Linked DNA regions of Homo sapiens: region 2 is linked to region 1. Evidence: read pairs that join two places in POLR2A ChIA-PET (ENCODE). Cell type or tissue: CD4-positive, alpha-beta T cell. All regions are shown on one strand.

Region 1 (4,000 bases):
AAGAGGAGAAGCAAGGAAAATCCTAGTTTCTGGCTTGAGTATCAAGACAGGGAACTTAGGGCAGGTGCAGGCTTCAGTGGGGGGTGGAACAGGAGGTCTGTTTTGGCCATGTTAAATCTGATATGCTTGTAAATGAAGTAAGTAGAGGCTGAGTGCATTGGGTCATGCCAGTAATCCCAATATTTTGGGAGGCCGAGGCAGAAGTGTCACTTGAGCCCAAGAGTTCTAGACCAGCCTGGTAACGTAGTGAGACGCTCTGTCTCTATAAAAATAAAAAATAAAATAAAAAATTAGCTAGGCTTGGTGGCATGTGACTGTAGTCCCAGCTACTCAAGAGGCTGAGGTGGGAGGATCACTTGAACCTGGAGGTCAAGGCTGCAGTGAACCACGATCGAGTCACTGCACTCCAGCCTGAGTGACAAAGTAAGACCCTGTCTCAAAAAAAAAAAAAAAAAAAAAAAAAGAAGAAGAAGAAGAAGTAAGAAAGAAAAAAGAAAAAAAGAAAAATAAGTAGAAATGTCAATAGTAGTTGGATACATAGTTCTGGAGTACAGAAGAAAGTCAGTGTTGGTGATATGTAATCACTAGATATAGTTATGAATCCATAGATCGAGAGAGAGAGACAGAACCAAATATAGTGTAACCAGATAATTACAGCCATGATACAGGATGAAGTCACTCAAGAAGAGTGTTTAGGTAGAGAAGGAAGCCCAAGACAGATGCCAGGGCTATGCCTGCATTAAAGGTTTACAAGAGGATGAGAAACCAGCAAATAAGACTGCAGTGACCAGTAAGACAGACAGAAAAGTATGAGATCATGGTGTTAGGGAAGTTAACAAAAATAAACCAACCTCCTTTCTAGAAGGAGAAAGTAGTTAATTATTTCAAATGATGATGCGATAAGACCAGAGATGTCACCAATTGATTTGAGAAAGCGAAGGACACTGGGGGCCTGGCCAAGAGCTGCCTCAAGAAGGTGGTGGGGAGAGATTCCCAACCAATTCGGTTTGAGGAGGGGCAAGTGTGTTAAGGAAATGGAGGCAGCGACCACAGGCAAGTGTTGTAAGAAGTTTAGCTGCAAAAGAGAATAGGCTCAAGAGAGGGTTTATGGTGGGAGCTATTAAAGCATGTCTGTGTGCTAATGTTGATTCTGTGTGCTGATCCAAAAGAAAGACTGATGGATTCATTTATCTCTTTCCCTTGCTCCTAAAAGCAGAGTCCTCTGAAAATGATTCTATTTTATTTTAGGGCCACTTCCTTTTCTGCTAGTTTATAACTACTTCAGGGTGGAAAATACATCTAGTTTGTTCTTTGATTGCAAAAAATGGTCTGATGTAAGATCCACAGGGCAGGAATTGAGGACTGCCTTTATCTGTATAGTATCCACGGTGGCTAGCACAGTGGTTAGAGCACAGTAAGTGCTCAAGAAACAGTTGTGGAATTGAACGACTGCTTCTTGAATGAGTGCAGAAACATGTGAATGAATGAATCCAAGTTTCTGTAGGAAACTTGGAATCATAAGCTCTTTCCTTTTTTGTCCTTCCTCATTCTAAAAACTTGTTCTTAAAACACAGAAGCATACTCAAGAAATGCTAATTTAATATTCGCCTAAAAGAACAGATTTGTTGCAAAGGAACCCACCTACTCCCTTCTAGTTCCTGGTAGGAGTGATATTGGGGTTTTTCTCTGTCTTAGAATATCTTTCAGTTTACGGTTTTCTTTAGAGTTTTGGAGGGCTTTTACATTTATCATCTCATCCTTGTATCAGTCCTGGAGGGACAGTAGGACAGAAATTATTATTCCCATTTTAGAGGTGAGAAAACGAGGCCCCGATTTCATGATCTGCTCAAGTTCATGCAGCTCATTGGTGAAGAGCAGGATCTTGACCTCAAATTTCCTGGTTTTCAGGTCAGTGAATTAGTACTTAGGTTCTTAATTTGATTTAAGATCTTCACCCACATCCTGTGACTCATATGATCCACTCCTGTTTTTATTCCACTTGTTTCATTTCTGTGCAAAGCAATAACAGATCTGTATTTCTCAGGGCAGGACATGGTTCATTAAGCTTCTGCAAAATTTTAACCTTTTCCAAGACTAGAGGCAGATGGAATGAACCATAATGAGGTTGACTTTGCTTGGTGGGAATTGCAGAGTTGGACAGGATAAAGAGCATCCAGCCTGGAGGCCGAATCCTCAAGTGGCATTTAGGGTTTTGTGATATGCAGCCTCCTGCAGCAGGCAGGCAGGGTATGAAGCATTACTGTTTACCAAATCATAGCAAATGTTCTACTCTTTCAAAGATGAGCAGGAGGCCCCTCCCGCCTTAGAAGGATTGTTGAAATTGAGTTCTGTTTCAAAGTGGGTAGAACTGGGAAGTGTTGGCACCAGTCAAATACGCCATGTGACCATGTTATGAGGCAGTCTTGACAAGCAGAGGCCATGCTTCCAAACCAAAAGTGGACACAAGAGGTTATTGTATTTCCTTGTAAATGAAATAAACATAGGGATAAACTGATGACTTAAATAATGCATATCACAGATGCTAAGATTGGATTCATTTGTACACATGTCCAGAAAGTACTCTGTCATGTGCTGGGTGCTTGGCAGGGCCACCATATGAGCATAGCAAATTCAATTGCACAAGCTATACGTGTTTACAGACCAGCAGATTAATTAGGAGACTCAAAATGTGAGCAACTGGGTTCTATTGCTGCATTGTATCAACTCTGGAAGGGATATGTGGTTCTGTTTTTAATCTTTAAACAGACCATTATAATATGCAGTAAACCCAAACGTTTGAATTTATTTTGATTTGATTGTTTAAATGGACTATTTCAGTGAAATAATGATATTGTCTTACAGTGAATTGGAAAAATGTGTATACACTTCGATCTATATTTTTTTACTTAATCATAAAGGAGTTAAACAGAAGAGCTGATTATTACTGAGTTTTGATGGACTGACTGACTCCTTTCTTCCTTCCTTCCTTCCCTCCCTCCCTCCCTCACTGAGCACATGCTGTACTCTGTGTCAGAACCTGCTCTAGGTATTGAGTATACAGTAGTGAACAAGGCAGGCATGGTCCTTGGCCTCATGGAGATTACAGTTGAGATGAGGGGATTGTGGTGGATGGGATAATTTGAGAGACAGGTAGTATAAACAACTAATTATGGAAACAGTTAATTATAATGTTTATAAGTGATGTGTAGAAAAATAAGGTGCTTGGGCATGAAAGACAGAGAGAAGTAGATATATTCAAAATACATTTACAATAGGAGCTATTAAAGCAAATTGAATCAAGTGATTTATTAGATATGGGATGGTAGTGGGGATGAGTGAGGAGTCAAGGACAAGGGACAGGTGGATGGATAGTAATCTATCTGGTTGGGGAAGATGGAGGAGGAACAAGTTTGTAAGTTAAATCCAAGTGAAATGTCTGAGTAAAATTACTATAAATTGACCTCTCTTTTTCTCTTTCTCCCACCCCGCCAAAGAAAAGGAAATATCTGAAAGTCCTCTGGGCTCGCCAAAAGATAATTATCATCCTACTGAGCTGTGCAGCCAGGCTTCTCCATACCTGACTGTGATAAGCATTCTAATCTTACCCCCTTTAGGAGCTGTGGAGGTGATCCACTTTGACACTGAAGTGCATGCTATCTGCATGCTTGTCTTTTCCTTATTATATCTTATACTGTGAGCTTCCTGAGAGTGAGAGTAGTTTTGTATTCATTTCTTGTCTCTCTAAGTCTAGTATAGTTTATGGCATATAATAGATAACAGCCATTATTTGTTGAATCAAATTATAAGACAATTGTATGAATGCTGGCTATCATGAACTTGTGCTTTTTCGCACTTGCCTAGTCTTCACATGCTCTTCCGTAGCAGTGTTTATTTCCATCTGTGACTCCTTTTAGGGAAGGGGCTATGTTTGTCTCACCAATGTCAGTGTCGATGTCAAAGCACTTCAGTGTCAAAGTGGATCATCTCCACAGCTCCTAAA
Region 2 (4,000 bases), 190 kb before region 1:
TTCATTTCTCTTTCTTCAATTCATTTCTCTCTTCTTACATTTTACTACAGGTTGAGTATCCCTTATCCAAAATGCTTGGGACCAAAAGTGTTTAAGATTTCACATTTTTTTCAGATTTTGGAATATTTGCTTACTCATAATGAAATATCTTAGGGATGAAACTCAAGTCTAAACACGAAATTCATTTATGTTTTACATACATCTTACATAGCCAGAAGGTAATTTTACATAGTATTTTAAATAATTTTGTGCATGAGACAAAGTTTTGACTGTTTTAACTGCAACCCATCACATGATGGAATTTTCCACTTGTAGCATCATGCCAAAGCTCAGAAAGTTTCAGATTTTTGAGCTTTTTATATTTCGGATTTTTAATTTAGGGATGCTCAACCTGAATAAGCAGTGAAGAGAAAACAAACTGCTCCTTCAACACTTGGCTTAGAAATCTCTTTACCTAAACACCCAATTTAACAGTTCACAAGTTCTGCCTTCTAGAAAACACTGGAACATGAGCATAATTCAGTCAAATTCTTTGCCACTTTATTACAAGGATTGCCTTTTCTCCATTGTCCAAATCATGCTCCTCATTTCCATCTGAGACCTCATCAGAATGGCCTATCACCCATGTTTTCAAATGACATTCTGTTCATGATTATTTATGTGTCCTCCTTGAAGATGGAGGCTTTCTCTCCAGCTCTCCTTTTTTCTCTGTGAGCCCTCACTGGAATTGCCCCTAGCAGTCTGGTTGCAGCAATCTCAGCATTTTTTTTTTTTTTAATGCACACACCTCAAAACTTTTCCAGCCTCTACTCATTACACAGTTCCAAAGCTACTCCCACATTTTTAGGTACTTGTTATAGCAGTCACCCATTTCTTAGCACCAATTACCGTCTTACTGAACTTAGGCTACTACAGCAAAATAACATAGTCTGGTTGCTTTAAACAACAGACATAATTTTTAACAGTTACGGAGGCCAAGATGTCCAAGATCAGGGTGCTAGCATGGTTGGCTTTTTGGTAAGAACCCTCTTTCTGGCTCTCAGATGGCTACCTTCTCCTTTTGTCCTCAAGGCAGAGAGCATGCAAGCTCAAGTCTCTTCTTCTTCTAAGGACACTAATCTGATCATGGGGACCCCATGCTCATGCTCTCCTCTAAGCCAAATTATCTCCAAAGGCCCCAGCTCCACATACTGTCACATTGGTGGTTAGGGCTCAATGTATGAATTTTGAGGGGTATACAAACATTCAGTCCATAACACTATCAGGTGCTTTCTCACTCAGCCGCTGACACAATTCTGAATCTGTTCTTGTTTCCTTATACATGTATTCTGCTAGTTTTCTTCCTTAACCTTATTATTCATATCCGTTAATTCCACCCAGATTTGTTATCTATATGATGACAACAGCTTAGACCTAGAAACTAAGGTAGATAGCTCATGAGAATAAGCTTGGTCTGGGGTTTGAAACTTCAGCTCTTTTTGTCTAAAAAGCATGTGGAAAAATGCAAAGCAGGATTACATCTTGGATTACAGCAATACTATAACTGAAGTACTGATAGGAAAAATATGTACATTTAGATTGAGATATCCAATGTCTTTTTTTTTTTTTTTCTTGAGACGGAGTCTCGCTCTTGTTACCCAAGCTGGAGTGCAATGGTGCGATCTCCGCCCGCTGCAGCCTCTGCCTCCTGGGTTCAAGCAATTTTCCTGTCTCACCCTCCCGAGTAGCTGGGATTACATGCGCTTGCCACCATGCCCAGCTAATTTTTTGTGTTTTTAGTAGAGATGTGGTTTCACCATGTTGGTCAGGCTGGTCTCGAACTGCTGACCTCAAATGATCCACCCACCAAGGCCTCCCAAAGTGCTGGGATTACAGGTGTGAGCCACCATGCCCTGCCGAAATCCAATGTGTTTTGATGTGGTTTTTTGATGTGTCCAATTCAAACTAAAAACTGTATGTCTCCAGAGCCATATCTGAAACCACAAGACTATCATATGCAGTTGTTCCTTGGTTTCTACAGGGGATTGATTCCAGGATCCCCAAAGATGCCAAAATCCACAAAACCTTAAGCTCCTTATATAAATGTTGTAGTATTTGCATATAACCTATGCACATTCTCCTGTATACTTTAAATCATCTCTGTATGACTTATAATACCTAATACAATATAAATGCTACGTAAATAGTGACACTGTATTGTTTAGGGAATAATGAAAAAGAAAAGCTCTGTACATATTTAGTACAGATGCAACAATCCATTTTTTCCCAAATATTTTTGATCCACGGTTGATTGACTCCATGGATGTGAAACCCCCAAAAATGGAAGGCTGACTGTACTCCAAAGAGTTTTAGTCATTTAACTCTAGAATTTAGGAGTATTTTTAAACATACACATGAACAAAATGTTAGGTAAAAATATTAGAATTACAGTAGCAACTGTATCAAGATGGTGAGATTATGTAACTGTTTCTATTTCTCAAGTTTTTTTTTATAATATGGATATGGTTTATACCACCATCAAAATTTTGATTTAAAAGTTAATAGTCTTGAAGAGCCATAGGCAACTACACATATTTGGCTTCTCAACCATCTAAGTACCCTTTCAGGAGAATTTAAATAAGTTCTGCCACAACTTGGACTTTATCCAAAATACTAATTTATCTCATGAACTGATATCCTAAAATGTACTTTTCCAATTTAGACTTCTACTTCATTTTTAACGTTTGGATTTTTCATCTTCTAAACTTGACTATATTAGACTAAAAATAAGGTATTTGAAATCACCTGTGGTGGAATTTCCTGAGATGAAACTCATGGGAATCACTCTGCAAAACTATCCTATCATTTCTTATCAGAAACCAAAAACAAATATTTCATAGACTGTATTTAACAATAAGAACAGGATATTAGCTTATTTTATATTTTTGCCAAAACTAATTCTTTGAATTACCCTCTTTGATGTCAACTGTACTGCAGAAAAATGGCTCTTAAAAATATAATTACATGCATTATTTCAGTTCACCTTAAATGTCCATATGTTAATGTGAAATTTTATGAAGACATAATAAGCAATCTTGTTATCTTCTATATTTATAATAGAAATGTATATTGGTAGAGAAAGTGAGAAGGGAGGAGGATGGTAAGAAGACAGTGCTATTAATCATTTTCAATGACTGATATTAAATTTAAAAAAAGACAGCTTTTTATAATTCAAAAGATTTATGCTTAATCTAGTTCCTTGCTTTTCTTTCTCTCCCCATGCTCACTTTTTTCATATCTTTGGATACTGGAAGTATAAAACAGTACAAGATTTGGTACACAAAAAGGCTACAACTAAGATTGTTATGCTAAAAGAAAAAAAAAAAAGGCAGTCCTCAATCAAGAAATAGGCTCCCTTACAGTATTTTGTTAGAAGTCAGATATATCTGAAAATATTAAAAAAGAAATAAATAAAAAGGCCTTTCACTCTTACAGTGGCTCACGACTGTAATCTCAGCACTTTAAGAAGCTGAAGCAGGAGGACCACCTGAGTCCAGGAGTTTGAGACCAGCCTGGGCAACATAGAGACCTTATTAATATTATTATTAGTTGTTTTAAAGTCAGATATAATTGGAAAATATTTTCTCACTGAAACACCACAATAAGTGATGATTTCATTCTCAGATCATGATGTAAGAGTTAAATTTAACCTACATCTTTCTTAAAACCTTTTATTGTGGAAAACTTCAAACATACACCAATGTAAACATAATAGTATAATGAACCCCATGTACTCATTACCCAGCTTCAACTCATGACCAGTCTAGTTTCATCTATACCCCACTTCCTGTCTTGCAGTATTATGAAACACATCTAAGACATTCCAAAACTTCATTTGCAAATATTTCTTTTTTTTTTTTTGAGATGGAGTCTTGCTCTGTCACCCAGGCTGGAGAGCAGTGGCACATCTCGGCTCACTGCAACCCCCGCTTCCCAGGTTCAAGCAATTCTCCTGCCTCAG

The links. ChIA-PET counts read pairs that join two places held together with the same protein. Peaks named below come from ENCODE experiments on the same cell type or tissue, not always from the same donor. Only the 100,000 strongest peaks of a DNase experiment are listed, where the experiment ranks them.
Region 2: POLR2A ChIA-PET joins it to region 1 with 5 read pairs; 2 of 35 experiments call an interaction of 5 or more read pairs at or near these places.

The regions. Positions count from the first base shown.
Region 1 is chr13:48,803,487-48,807,486 of GRCh38, reverse strand. No RefSeq gene overlaps it. Among named protein-coding and RNA genes, the nearest start is that of CYSLTR2, 150 kb to the right of the region's middle. In CD4-positive, alpha-beta T cell, no CTCF peak of the experiment used is centred here; no DNase peak of the experiment used is centred here; H3K27ac peaks cover 1,127 bases.
Region 2 is chr13:48,994,677-48,998,676 of GRCh38, reverse strand. The region is part of intron 1 of FNDC3A (fibronectin type III domain containing 3A); the gene reads right to left. Among named protein-coding and RNA genes, the nearest start is that of FNDC3A, 21 kb to the right of the region's middle. In CD4-positive, alpha-beta T cell, no CTCF peak of the experiment used is centred here; no DNase peak of the experiment used is centred here.